Regions from separate parts of the Homo sapiens genome. Here region 1 is linked to region 2. The links are chromatin contacts, found by Hi-C or POLR2A ChIA-PET in ENCODE. All regions are on one chromosome and are shown on one strand. The core of a region is the stretch at or near the end of the contact, and the rest is flanking DNA. Distances in the headings are between cores, read along the strand shown. Region 1 holds the start of TRIL (TLR4 interactor with leucine rich repeats). Region 2 overlaps CPVL (carboxypeptidase vitellogenic like).

The links. Hi-C counts contacts between places; a loop is a spot of excess contacts on that map. ChIA-PET counts read pairs that join two places held with the same protein, here RNA polymerase II (POLR2A). Pooled maps may share reads with other maps.
Region 1: a loop to region 2 is called in a map of endothelial cell of umbilical vein, with 4 times the contacts of the local background. The contact joins the promoter of TRIL here to the enhancer-like site in region 2. A Hi-C loop is called at or near these places in 8 of 168 maps with a recorded cell type or tissue (PC-3, Right ventricle myocardium inferior, cardiac septum and 5 more) and 10 of 50 pooled maps. POLR2A ChIA-PET finds 5 or more read pairs at or near these places in 4 of 52 experiments (CD4-positive, alpha-beta T cell, PC-3, WTC11 and 1 more).

The regions. Positions count from the first base shown.
Region 1 is chr7:28,956,542-28,963,422 of GRCh38, reverse strand. TRIL (TLR4 interactor with leucine rich repeats) reads left to right here and starts at 5,093. Exons shown (of 1, transcript NM_014817.4): 1 at 5,093-6,881. The coding sequence starts at 5,377.
Region 2 is chr7:29,029,800-29,037,542 of GRCh38, reverse strand. CPVL (carboxypeptidase vitellogenic like) reads left to right here. Exons shown (of 13, transcript NM_031311.5): 12 at 6,784-6,966. Among named protein-coding and RNA genes, the nearest start is that of CPVL-AS1, 47 kb to the left of the region's middle. Within about 2 kb of position 2,027, at least 3 of the 41 ENCODE cell types and tissues checked have a DNase peak (open chromatin) inside an H3K27ac peak, as active enhancers do; they include PC-3 and endothelial cell of umbilical vein, where a contact is called at or near this core.

The DNA of each region.
Region 1 (6,881 bases), core at 3,844-6,343, 77 kb after region 2:
TTGCCCTTTTGGCTTGCCAGAAGTGCCTACAGTTCACTGTAGTTCTTGCAGATCCACAGTCTGTTTATATGTTGGTTTCAAACAATCAGGTTTCTTTGAACTGATGGATAAGGATTTTCCTTGGACGTAAAAATCCAGAGTGTTGGAACAGTCACTTTGTAAATGGCCTGAGACACATACACATGTTCGCTTTCCACAGAGGTTTTCGTTCTTCCTTATTTTCCTCTCGAAAAATAATTGCTATTATAGCATATTATTCTCATTGTATTACCCTAGGATGGTACTATCCTTCCGGATTATTGGCTTTTGTACATTCATCTTCCCAGCCATGCTGAGCTCTCTGAAGGCACCGGCTTTGTCTTATTCCTCTTTCTATCGTCAGCCTCCCAGCAAAGGAGATACTGAAATGTCTCAGTAAGCCCTTACAAATTCTAGTTTAGCAGTTCCTAAGCTTGGGTCTTCACCAGGCAATACCTGGTAACGTGCTAAATAAAATCTCTAGGCTCTATTCTGAAGGTTCCAAATCTGATTTTCTGGGGGTGGGGCTAGGATCCTATATTTTTAAAGAGCTCTCTGTAAAATGAAGACAATAATCATTTCTACCCCACCAGGTAGTTATGGAAGTAAATGAGTTATTTTATGTAGAGTGCTTAGATCACTGCCTGGCCCTCACTAAGCACTACATAAGTGCCGGTTATTATTATATTATTATTGTTGTTACATGATCAGCCAGTCATAAATAGGTGTTTTGAAGCACTGTCTATTGGTTTTCTCAAACTTGAGTGTGCATAAAAATCATCTGGTAGCTTACAAATGCAGATGCCACAGCTTTGCTGCCCAGAGATTCTGATTTAATAAGGCTCGTACCTAGCCAGGGACCTGCATTCCTGTATTTCCCAGGAAATGGAGAATTGGTGGATATTCTGTAAACCAGTGGGTATCTCATTCGCATTCCTGATCCCGAGGACAATAAACTTGTCTCTCAGGCTGGGGCTAAGATGCAGCTCATAGAGAGAAAGACAACTTTGGGGGGCATTTGATAATATGCCAGCTAATCACTGGGGAGTCTCCTGTTTCCTACTTCGTCTGTGTCAGGGGCCACACTGCCTGTCTGGGTTTGGCTCCCATGAGAGGAGGAGACTGCTACCATTCCTGCAGGCTGCCTGAGTAAGCTCCAGGATGCTGCTCCAGCAGAAGTGGGCTGGCTCCACCTCCTCGCACCCCCTGCAGCCAGACCTCTCCTCCCCCTTACCCATCCCGCACTAGGGCACTGCCTGACCAACTCCTGCCAGCTCCAGGAGCTGCTGAAGACATGGCCTGGAATCCTTCATACCTCTGTAGCTGAAGTTCAAGGGAACCACAGGTTGCTTGGGAAGACACAGGTGCACAACCGTGGCAAGCCTGAGAAGATTCCATGCCTGGGCAAGACCCCTGAGAGCCCTTACGCCACATGTATGTGCCATGGACCCAGCCCAAACGCATTTGTGCTTCTGACCTCTGAAACTACCCTGCAGTGCACTTGAGATTTAAAGTGCAAGCTTTCCAAAAGTGAAATGACAAAGCTCTTGTCTTCTCTCATGAATGGCATTCCTTCCTGGATTTCCAGTTGTGATTATGCAAATTATACACTTAAGTGTAACCAATACTTGAATCTCCTAGAACCTGATCAAGTGGGGATCCATCCATTAACAAAGACATTACATAGTTAAGAGACATTCATTTACCTAGAGACAATAGTGTCCTTGCTTTTACTAAAAAGTATTGCTTTTTATAGAAAATTAAGCACAGCCTATGTTATAATAAAGTAGAACTTACATTTCTAAAAACCGCTTTCCAGCCAGGCGTGGTAGCTCACGCCTATAATCCTGGCACCTTGGGAGGCCGAGGGGGGTGGATCACCTGAGGTCAGGAGTTTGAGACCAGCCTGACTAACATGGTGAAACTCTCTCTCTACTAAAAATACAAAAATTAGCTAGGTGTGGTGGTGCACGCCTGTAATTCCAGCTACTCAGGAGGCTTGAGGCAGGAGAATTGCTTGAACCTGGGAGGCAGAGATTGCAGTGAGGAAAAAAACAAAACAAAACAAAAAACCCACTTTCCTTCAAACTCCTGATTTTTTTCTTCTTGTACTTTCTAAAATCAAAGTACATTTACTTTCTCCCCTCCAAAAACAGCTGCATATAGACAGGCCTGTCTTCAAAATTTGAGAAGCCCAGGATTAGAGTGTGAAAGGTCACTCACTGGCCCACGGCTGTCCTTCCCAGCTCTGGCTCCTGCATTATGAGGGGTCTTCTGGGGGCCTGCCAGTGGAAACTCCAGCCTGCATCTCCAGATTCTTTTTTGCATAGCTGCCCCCTTGGTCTTCCCTTGGCCCTAGGAGTATACACACTTGTGGCATGACTGGCCACTAGGAAAACAGATGTGAAGGCAGCCTATATATACTTAGGCAGTTACACAGGGAATTCCAGGGTCTAGAGAACTCTGAGTAGGAAGCGGGGTATGGGTGTGCACATCTCCTTTGAGGCCTGAAATCCTGCTCTTATTGGAAGGTGCACAACCAGAGGAGGACTGGAACACAGCCCTGTAAAGCACAAGGTCCACAGACAGCGCCCACATTGGCCTGGTTGAGGAGATGCATTCACAGTATCTACAAGATGCCTATGTGCGTGGTATAGCTGAATGCCTCAGTCTGGATGCTCTATCCACACATCTCACACCTATTGCTGTCACAGATTTCAAGGACCTAGAAGGCAAGAACTAGGAAGACAACATTTTTTTTGTATAGCACCTACTTTGTTTATTTAGGCAGAGATTCCTCTTGAGGTTGTAGTGCAAATATGATTACATCAGCTACCTGCTGAAATCCTTAAAGGGGAATAAAGGAATATTTATTTCAAGTCACTGTATAAGCTAGGGTGTATGATACTGTTAAAGAATAAGTTAATAAAGCTCACCCTAAATATGCAGACAGAAGATGTGGAGGTTTCTAAATCCCTCCTTGCATGTGTCCCCAGGCTTCTCCTCCTTGAGCGTCTGCTCACCTTCCTCTAGGTAATACCACTCACCCCTCAAACTCAGCACAGGTTTCCCCTCTTCTAGACGCCTTCCTCACACTCTCAGGCCAGGTGCTGCTCCTCAGGACTATCACAGCTCCACCCCTCAGCGCTCATCTCCTGGAATTATCATTGACTCACCTCCCTGCAAAGCCAAGGTCCCTGCTCACCCACGAAGTCACCACTGACTACCCTGCCAACGATCTCATCTTTCTCTAAATTCAGAACTTCCCTCTATCACTTGACTATATTAATTGCTAAATGGGGCAATTACTGTGAAACATAGAATTATTAAAAATCATTTGTCACCCTGTGTGGTGTGGCTCATACCTGTAATCCTAGCACTTTGGGAGGCCAAGGTGGGAGGATCGCTTGAGACCAGGAGTTCGATGCCAGCCTGGCAACATGGCAAAACTCCCCCTTTATAAAAAATACAAAAATTAGCTGGTCATTGTGACAAGGGCCTGTTAGTCCCAGCTATTAGGGAAGCTGAGGTGGGCAGATCACTTGAGCCCTGGAGGTCATGGCTGCATTGAACGGAGATTATGCCACTGCACTCCAGCCTGGGCAACAGAGTGAGATCCCACCTCAAAAAAAATAATTTTTGTTTTTGTGGTGTTCTCTATTACTGCCTTATATTATTATCTAACCTTTCAATGCATTCATTGCCCTTCCCACTAGATTGTCATTGTCTTCAGGTGAGGATCTGTATCTTTCCTTTAATTTTCCACATTGTTGCAGAGTACGTCCTCAAAACTTACGTTTTCTCAACACCTTGGATAGGGGAAGGGCCCTTATTTTTTAGCAAGATGGTTTATATAAAGAAACAATAATTAATAATTAACAACTCCTCCTTGTGTATTCTCATTCTCAGCAGGGGCTGATCCCAAAGGAGCCGTTGATTAAATGCTCCATTCCCTAGAGATAATAAATAATAATGCTTCCCCAACTGAGCCAGGCCTGAACATTTTTGGGCCTAAAGACTTTGAAGATCACTGCAAGTCCAGGCGTAAAGCAGGAGGGCCCTGCAAGGAACGTTTACCTTAGGATCTGTGAAGGTTATTATGTATGTGCACACGAGCAGAGCCTACCCCAGGGGCTCTATTACTGTAGGAGAGTTAATGCGACTGAATCACCAAAATGTGGCAGAGACACTTTCATGTTGGCAGAACCAGTTCTGTGATTTCTTCATGTTCTAGCCCACAGCAGGATGGAGTAAATACTCCCTTCAGACACCTAAAAGGGGGTGGTGCCTCTCCTCAGCTACTAGTCCAACGACGTCAAAACCCAAGCAGCAACTGTCAGACTGGGTTCACCTACCCCCTTCTGATGGCCTTCTGCAGGCAACCTTGTGCTCCCCCAAACTTCCTGTAGAATGCTGGCGGACTCCGTGCTGCCCAAACTTCCCGCAGGGTGGCACCTGGAAGAGCAAGTGACTTAACAACGAGGAAGGCCAGGCGCGCTCCCACTGCTCAGAAGCGGCTGGTGTACTCGTCTAAAATAAAAAGGTCTCTGTCTGCAAATCCCGTTTGCTAGCCCGGTAATCCTCCCCCGCCCCCGGCCTAGCGTGTCCGGCCCGTACAGCTGTTTTTAATCCCTACTTTTCTCACTTGGCATCCCGGGCCCGGGCTGACCAGACGCGGAGCCACTTAGTGTTTCCTCCTCCCCCTGCCGGGGTCTGTCCTCCCTCTGCCGTCTCCTCTTTCTCCGCCTGCGTCCCCGCGGGCAGAGTGTGGGAAGAACGAATTTCCGCCCCGTTTGCTCTCCGCTCGCAGACTTGGGTCCCTTCCGGACGCAGCCCGCGTGCTCCCCGAGCTATTGCACTGGAGCCGCCCTCCCCGTCCGGGACCGCGAGCGAGAAGGTGCCGTCTGCGGGGGCCGAGCAGCCGGGGCTCTGCTGCCAAGCCGCGCCCCGCGAAGCTCTTGGAACGGCTCCCGCCTGCAGCTGGGGAATCCACTCGGCTGGGAGAATCCGCGCCAGGGAATCCAGCTCTCCGGACTCAGCTGCAAACAAAAAGCGCCGGGTCTTGCTCCCTCCTCCCGCCCGCCGACGCGCACCCGGAGAAACAGTTTTATACAGAAATGCAACAAGTAGTACCCGGGGTCTGCAGAGCGCCCCGCGCCGCCTGACTTGGCCGGGCGAAGCCCGCCTGCAGAGACCCGGGCCGGCCTCCGGACAAAGGACGGAGGAGGGGCTGGACGGCGCTGCGAAGTCCGAAAGAGGCCATTTAGCGACTCTGGCCAGGCTAAGGGGAATGCAGAGGAGACACAGAGCCGGCGGGCCAAGAGGACGATCCGGCCGCTGCACGCAGGGCGGGAGGCGATGGAGGCTGCCCGCGCCTTGCGCCTCCTGCTCGTGGTGTGCGGCTGCCTCGCGCTCCCGCCGCTGGCCGAGCCCGTGTGCCCGGAGCGCTGCGACTGCCAGCATCCCCAGCATCTCCTGTGCACCAACAGGGGGCTCCGCGTAGTGCCCAAGACCAGCTCGCTGCCGAGCCCCCACGACGTGCTCACCTACAGCCTCGGCGGCAACTTCATAACCAACATCACGGCCTTCGACTTCCACCGTCTGGGGCAGCTCAGACGGCTGGACCTGCAGTACAACCAGATCCGCTCTCTGCACCCCAAGACCTTCGAGAAGCTCTCGCGGCTGGAAGAGCTGTACCTGGGGAACAACCTCTTGCAGGCGCTCGCCCCGGGCACGCTGGCCCCGCTGCGCAAGCTGCGCATCCTCTACGCCAACGGGAACGAGATCAGCCGCCTAAGCCGCGGCTCCTTCGAGGGCCTGGAGAGTCTAGTCAAGCTGCGGCTGGACGGGAACGCCCTGGGGGCGCTGCCGGACGCGGTCTTCGCTCCCTTGGGCAACCTGCTCTACCTACATCTGGAGTCCAACCGGATCCGCTTTCTGGGCAAGAACGCCTTCGCCCAGCTAGGCAAGCTGCGCTTCCTCAACCTCTCTGCCAACGAGCTACAGCCCTCCCTGCGCCACGCGGCCACCTTCGCACCGCTGCGCTCCCTCTCCTCCCTCATCCTCTCGGCCAACAACCTGCAGCACCTCGGGCCGCGCATCTTCCAGCACCTGCCACGTCTCGGCCTGCTCTCGCTCAGGGGCAACCAGCTCACGCACCTCGCGCCTGAGGCCTTTTGGGGCTTGGAGGCCCTGCGCGAGCTGCGCCTGGAGGGTAATCGGCTGAGCCAGCTGCCAACTGCGCTGCTGGAGCCTCTGCACAGCCTGGAGGCGCTGGACCTGAGCGGCAATGAGCTGTCCGCCCTGCACCCGGCCACCTTCGGCCACCTGGGCCGGCTGCGCGAGCTCAGCCTGCGCAACAACGCGCTCAGCGCCCTATCCGGGGACATCTTCGCCGCCAGCCCAGCCCTTTATCGGCTGGATCTAGACGGCAACGGCTGGACCTGCGACTGCCGGCTGCGAGGCCTGAAGCGCTGGATGGGCGACTGGCACTCGCAGGGCCGGCTCCTCACTGTCTTCGTGCAGTGTCGCCACCCCCCGGCCCTGCGAGGCAAATACCTGGATTACCTGGATGACCAGCAGCTGCAAAATGGATCCTGCGCGGATCCCTCGCCCTCAGCTTCCCTGACCGCTGACCGCAGGCGGCAGCCCCTACCCACGGCCGCAGGGGAGGAGATGACGCCACCTGCAGGTCTCGCGGAGGAGCTGCCGCCGCAGCCGCAGCTCCAGCAGCAGGGGCGATTTCTAGCTGGGGTGGCCTGGGATGGGGCCGCCAGGGAGCTGGTAGGCAACCGCAGCGCCCTAAGGCTGAGTCGGCGGGGCCCGGGCCTCCAGCAGCCCAGCCCCTCCGTCGCTGCCGCCGC
Region 2 (7,743 bases), core at 778-3,277:
CTCACTCTGTCACCCAGGCTGGAGTGCAGTGGTGCGATCGCAGCTCACTGCAAGCTCCGCCTCCCAGGTTCACTCCATTCTCCTGCCTCAGCCTCCCAAGTAGCTGGGACTACAGGCGCCCACCACCATGCCCGGCTAATTTTTTTTTTTTGTATTTATTTTAGTAGAGACGGGGTTTCACCGTGTTAGCCAGGATGGTCTCCATCTCCTGACCTTGTGATCCGCCCACCTCGGCCTCCCAAAGTGCTGGGATTATAGGTGTGAGCCACCACGCCTGGCCACTTTTCTTATACCCATTGTGCAGATGAAGAAACTGAGCTCTAGATGGGCTAACTCAATTAAGATAATACTGCCAGTTAGTGGCAGGGGTCAGATTCAAACCCAGCCATAGAGTTTATGCACATAACTATAAACATATATCCTTAATGTCAAAGAGTCACACTTTAGGTTTGCCACTTGCTTGTGGAATTACAAATATAGAATAAAGCACCTGTTCAATGTGTTCTTATGGAGGTTAGTGACCTTAGACAGTAGTGAGGCAATGTGGAAGAGCACTTAGAAGCACACAGTTTGGGCTCAGGTCGATCTGAACTTGAATTTCAGTCACCTGTTGGGGGATCATGGTACACTGACTTACCTCCTTACACCTCTGCCTCCTTGTGCCTAAAATGGGATAAATAACACCTGCCTTCTGAGAATGCTGTAAAATGCTTAGCACAGTTCCTGGAACATAATAAGAAAAACAACAAGAGAGTCTTATTATTACTCAAAAACTTCCTTTTAAAAGCCATAGTCTTTACCACACTTTTCTAGCATTTAAGTGTGGGGGAATTCCATGTGATTTTGAATTCCAGGCTTCAGAATTAGAAGTTCCTTTAAAAGAGTAATACATGAATTTATGGCTCTAACTTTCAAGAAAAGACTGAGATGCAGTGGCCAATGCATGCAAAATTAGTAGTCAAGGGTGTGTTATTATTTCGAGAGCTTGAATATATATAGAGTTCAGGTTTATCCTGGCTGGATTTCTTCCTACAGTCGGCCTTTTTCTGAAAGAGTGAGATTGACAACCAAGTATTTGACACAGAAAGACCATCCCTATATTCTGAAGGTTTATTTAGAAGAAGTGCTGTGTCGAGTCTCTCCAATCATTATCAGATGATCAACTTGCTTGAGAAGGAGGAGGACCTAATACTCACTGACCTCTTATTCTGTGTCAGGCACTGTGCTGGGAACTTTGTGTACATGGTCTCATTAGTTCTCGTTACAATTCTGTATAGTTCGTCGCATCCTCATGTCCAGAAAAGGGGCTGAAGCTCTTGGAAGTTCACCCACATGTCTACGAGTTCCAGTTATGGTGTGTTGGCATGCACTGCACTGGTCCGAAGGTGTATGAGTTTGGATTTCATGGTTTCAGTGACAGAAATAACTCTGCTTACTTGAAGCATGAATGGAATTGATTGGAAGACAGGATAGGTCTTAGAATTCATGGAAAAACTGAAGAAGTGGGGTGAAGAAAGAACAGCAGATTGGGGAAAATTCTAGGGATCTAGGAAGCAAAACTAATGAGTAGACTTATCAATGAACTCTGTGTCCTCTGCCCATGATTCCAATTCCAGGGAAAGAGCATTTGAGTGCCTTTACTTAGGTAATGTGCTTATCCTTTGCCAGAGGAGGCAGGACACTGTGATTGACAACTCCCACCAGGGCTGTATCCACTGAAGGTGTGGGTGACCCACAAAGTACAGTTTCCAGGAGAAGGGAGAGTGGACCTGGGCATGCAAAAGCAGCAGATGGTCACTATACAGCACCACATGAAACCATTAAAGAGCAGAATCCATACCCTGTAATTGTCCATCGGTTTTATGGGGTACCAGGCACTGTGCAAGGCCTGGGGATGTAGCACGCACTCGGGAGCTCCTGTTTTTAAGGCACTGCTGGTATTTCACAGCGGTTTAGCAAGGCCACTCCCCACCAACTGTGAGTAATGCCCTCACACACATCCTGTCCATAGAGCCAAAGTGAGAGGTGACTAAGAGATGTCACCAGGGCCAGACAAACAGAGCAAGATTGTTTCTGAACCGGAGATGTGAACTGTGTCTCATATGCAACTAACTCTCAGTTTCCAGCAGCTTTTGGTAGCACTAAATGGTTAGCTGCAGGGAGTCAATAAATGCTTGTTGGTTTGAAGGAACTTTAGCTCTTTTCTTAAGGAAAAATTTTAGGTAGAAGGGTGGAAGTCGGGATCTAGGACTCATTCTGTTGCCTCACAGTATCACAGTTTCCATAACAGTAAAGTGGAGGCGGACAGTGGAACACTTCTGTTCCTGACCTTGTGAAGCAGTACAAGAATAAAGCTCTATGCACATGAAAGCAGGTTGAAAAGCAAGAAAGAATTAATAATAATAAAGATGCTTTTCTCATCTCTGCCTTTTGACAAAGAGGAAGAAAAAGATGCTTGTGGTCCAAGTCACCAAATGCCGTCTCTTGGAAAGGCTTGAATTCTGGAATGAGTTTTTAAAGACTGTCTATGAATTAAAATTAAGCTTTTTACCTAGTTGTCATGAAAAAAAAAATGAGAGCTGGTATGGTAGTATTTGAATTCTTACAAATTATTTCTCCAAAAGACTCATCTTTTGCCAAACTGAGGTATCCAACCTCATAGCATTATTGTTCTTTTTTTTTTTTTTTTCCATTATAAAAGCATTCTAGGCTGGGTGCAGTGGCTCATGCCTGTAATCCCAGCACTTTAAGGAGGCAGGTAGATCACTTGAGCCCAGAAGTTTGAGAGCAGCCTTGGCAACATGGTGATACCCTGTCTCTACCAAAAATACGAAAAATAGCCAGTCTCATAACCTGGTCTCTAAATTAATTAATTAATTAAACTTTTTAAAGAATTATTTTGTAAAAAACGATGAGAACACATGGACACATGGGGGGAACAACACATACTGGGGCCTGTCAGGAGGGTGCAGGGGGAGGGAGGTAATGGATGCTGGGCTTAATACCTAGGTGATGAGATGATCTGTACAGCAAACCACCATGGCACACATTGACCTATGTAACAAACCTGCACATATACCCCTGAACTTAAAAGTTGAAGAAAAATAAATCAATAAATAAAAAGCATTCTATGGCCAGGTGCGGTGGATCATACCTGTAATCCCAGCATTTTGGGAAGGAAGCTGAGGTGGGCAGATTGCTTGAGCCCAGGAGTTCAAGACCAGCCTGGGCAACATGGCGAAACCCCGTCTCTACAAAATATACAAAAAAATTAGCTGGGTGTAGTGGCATGCACCTGTAGTCCCAGCTACTCGGGAGGCTGAGATGGGAGGATGGCTTGAGTCCAGCAGTTGGAGGTTGCAGTGAGCCAAGATTGTGCCATTGCACTCCAGCTTAGGGGAACATAGTGAGACTGTCTCTTAAAAAAAATTTAAAAAAAGGATTGTAACCACATTTGCCAAAAACAAAACAAAACAGAAACCTAGAAGATAGCCAATCTAAAATAAATCAACCATAGCTCAAATAACTGTATTTTGATTTGTTCTTTCCCCAGGTTTGAAGCATTTTTAAATATGTGATAATTAGAGTACAAACAAGTGAAGTCTCAGTTTTTCATTGATTTTTTTCATAAGATAAGCATTTTTCTGTGACATTGCATAACCATCAGTTTCACTAAGCTAAGCAGCCAGCCCTCTAAGGAGTAAAAGAAGTCTCTAAAAGCAGTGGCTTTGCTCCCTTACCAGAGGCCTACAGCTGACCAGAAAGGAAAGTGAGGAAATGCATGTTCAGGGCACTGCCTAGTACGTCGCTGGAGACCAACTCCAACCAGCTCTTTCCTTGTTCCTTGTTTTGTTCCAATCACTATTGACAAGGGAAGTGTAGCTAAAAGCTGCATTCATCTCTGTCTCCTCCCTTCTGTCTTTAGACCTTGTTGCTTAAAATACCAGCAAGCCTTAGGGGTAAGTTTGCTCCAGAGTGTCCCAGTTTTAGCACTGCATGTCTTGCTGGGCAACTCCTGTCCAGGGCAAACTGGGACAGTTGGTCACCCTACCGGGGGAGAAGTGGGATGAGTGTGTAGACATATTTGGCCAACCTGTCCTTGTCAGAGCTAAGTTCCTCCCTGGAACTTTTCTATCAGGATGTGGGTAGCCAGCGTGTGCCCTTGGGCTTCAGGACCACCCCTATGCCGTGCCCACCTGCTTCTCATGCTCAGCCACTGGGTCCTAGGCTATCTCATCCACTCACCCAGCCTAGAGGCACCTAACTGGGATATTCCTATAGGGGCTCATGAGAGTAAATGTGACATTTAGGTGCAAATAAGAGCTCTGGAATTCTTATATTTAATGCTGGCCTGCCTTTGAAATCACTTCTCATGATCGTTATTCTGATTTCTTTTTTGTTGCATTTGACTTATGTGCCCTTCAGAAATACAAAATGGTTTCCTTGCTTTGCAAAGGAAGGATTTCCATTTGTACCCAAAAGTAGACCTTCTACACATTGCCTGTGCGAGATTGTGCAATTCAGCTCTTTGCTGTTTCTTGGTCCAGAGAGTTGGTGCTCTTGTTATGATAAGTCTTGACTAACAAGATAAGTCTTGACTAACAACTCAGGGATGGTCCTCATTCCATGTCAGTTCAACATGTAATATAATGCTGTACATATAAATGTGTTTTTGCTGTAACATGGGGACTTTGCTATTGTCCCTTAAGGATGAAAAAAACATCACATTGATTTCAAAATATAGTAATGATTGTCAGTAAAGAAAGCTGTGGGAGACACATGAGAGATGCAAGCTGCCTGTAGTGGCCATGGAGAGTAAAATTAAATGGATGCACTATGAATTTGCTGATTGATCAGCATCTTTTACACTGAATTCTAGAAGAAGAATCACTTTATGCTTGATGATCTTTGCTAATCAGCTATAATCAGGTCTTCGTAGAATGGTGAAGTAATTAAGTCTTGTTCACTGGTACTAATCATATATAATTGTTTCCATACTGTTGGCCAAAACAACTATAGGAGGTTTTGCAGAGGCCATGAGTACTCAAGGTCTTTGAGGTAATTTCTCTATATAAACAATGCAAATATTTTATTACTGGAGTTCAGTTGAATTTTTTTAACAGGCTTTAAATCTATCAGGATTTTCCTGTGGGTTTCTTCTTAGGAGAGTGGGGGTGGTGATGGTGACTGAGTAACATGAAAGGCCCCGTGTTCCTGCAGTGGGGGCCCAGGGCTCTTTCATCTTAGTCTGACTGCTGTCCCACTGCTGCTTGAGGATTTGGAGTGTGTAAAAGTCCTGGGCTTTTTAATTATGTTTGAGCCTTTTAAGAACCCGCACCGTAAAGGGAAAGACGGAAACTTATGCAGTGAAATATTTTATATCCAATTTGAGGATTCAACCAAAGGTCTCCACTCGGGCCAAATCAGAGCCTTCAAATAGATCAAAAGTAGCATGGAGTTGAGGCCGACCTCTTTGTTGGAGGTGGAGTGGCAATACTTTATGATAATTAATATGTTAGTTGCATAAAAGTAGCGTAAGAGTAGAAAAAAAGGAGAGTATATTACTCAGATTTCCACCATCTAAATATTAACATTTTTCAAACTTTGTATTCCATATATGTGAATATGTACATTGATTTTTATAGTTATAGTTGTGATATACATTATACTTGACTTTCTGCTTTCATACTTAACATTATGTGATAAGTATTTCCCACATTGCATCATGGTTCAATGAAACATTTTAAATGGTCTTATAATATCCTATAGAATTCTTATACTGTTGTGCATTTACCTACTCAATTATAGGACTTCTGGATTGTGTTTGAGTTTTTCATTATAAGACTCAATGAATATATATAATTTTTTAAAATTTCTTTGGACCTGTTTTCCTAGAATATATTCTACAAGTTGAAATTACTGGGACAAGGAATTTCAACATTTTTAAGTTTGGGGGCAGAAAATTGGCTACTGATTTTCTGAAAAGAAGAGCCATTTTATACTGTCCCCATTAGTTCTACAACTTTATCAGAATTGGGAATTATCTGAATTATTTTTTCAAGCAAATTGAAAATTGCTTTAGGATTAATGAAAAGAGTTACCTCAGTGTTGTTTTTCCTATGATAAACATCAGTTTGACACATACAAAAAATTGTATTCTAGGAAGAAAGAACATTCCTCACTGTTGACAAGCAGCTATCATATTTTTAAAAAGGAAGTTTTGCAAGTGGCATGGCAGGCATAGTTGCTTCCAATAAGAAACAAATTTGAGGCACCTGAATCTCTCTGTCTGCTGCTGCAAAAAAATTATACTTGCTACTGAAATCAATGTAGGAGAGGAGAGCAATATGGATTAGCAATACCCAAGAGAAAGCTCAGCTTGCCAGCGACTGCACTGCCTGAAGTTGAAGTTAATGAAATGCAGGCTTCATGAAAATCCTAGGGGGTAGTATTCCTTAGTTCCACTAAAATGTAACCACAGTCTTCCTTCTTAACATAGCCATAAGTCCAAGTAAAACCTGTATATATGTATCACTGAGTAATACAACACAAATGTTTTTGCAACCAAGAGAGGCCTTTATGCAGATTACTATGAAGAATTCAGTGGTAGAGACAAGGCTTGAGTTTATTTCGGATTGTTATTCTTTATGGCTAACTAGAAGAAAATCTCAGAGAGATTCATGTCTCTTTTTCTCTCTCACTGGCTCACTATTTATACCTAGCTCGATTCATGAGCTTCACCTCCTGAATCTTGCATTTGCTGATGGCTTGATTTCATTTCAGGTTCTGATCTACAATGGCCAACTGGACATCATCGTGGCAGCTGCCCTGACAGAGCGCTCCTTGATGGGCATGGACTGGAAAGGATCCCAGGAATACAAGAAGGCAGAAAAAAAAGTTTGGAAGATCTTTAAATCTGACAGTGAAGTGGCTGGTTACATCCGGCAAGCGGGTGACTTCCATCAGGTAGGAAGATGCTTGGGAGCAGGCAGGTTGTGGGAATGGGAGAGCGGGATTGAAAATAAAGCCTGAATAGCAATGAGACATGGCCGACCTTAAGCAAAGCCATACAACAGCCAGTGTGTGTCTTCTGTGGCCCTACTTTCCACAGAGAAGAGTGGTCTGAGTTCAGACATACATAGGACTAAATATAAAACCAGACAAAAGTTTAGGCATTGTTCAAGAGGTAAGGAGACAATTCATTAAAAAGACAGTGCTCAGTCCAAAGAGGCAAATCATTAATGAGAGAATTGCAGTCTATTTGGGGAGAGAACTTGGCAAATTATAAAGGAAGTTTCAACACAATCTCCTCTGGCAAATGTATGATCACATTTTTATATTACATGTGGAGCCTCAGGACAAAATCTCTCTAGCTGACACCCTAGTGCAACTTCCACTGCGGGGTCAGATGTTACTCTCATCATCTTCCTTTCTTGCAATGTCCTCTTCAAGTGTTGGAATCATGGTTATACTGGCCTCATAAAATAAGTTGGGAAGTGTTTCCTCTTTCTGTTGTTGGAAACGGTATCTTTAAGTGTTAGGAGAATTCACTGGTGAAGCCATCTGGGCTTGGAGATTTGTTTGAGGGAAGGGTTTTGTTGTTGTTGTCGATATGTAAGTGTACATCTTTATAGAATACATGTAATATTTTGATACATGTATTTAATGTTAATGACCAAATCAGGGTATTTAGGATATCCATCACCTCAAACATGTATCATTTCATTATATTGGGAACATTTC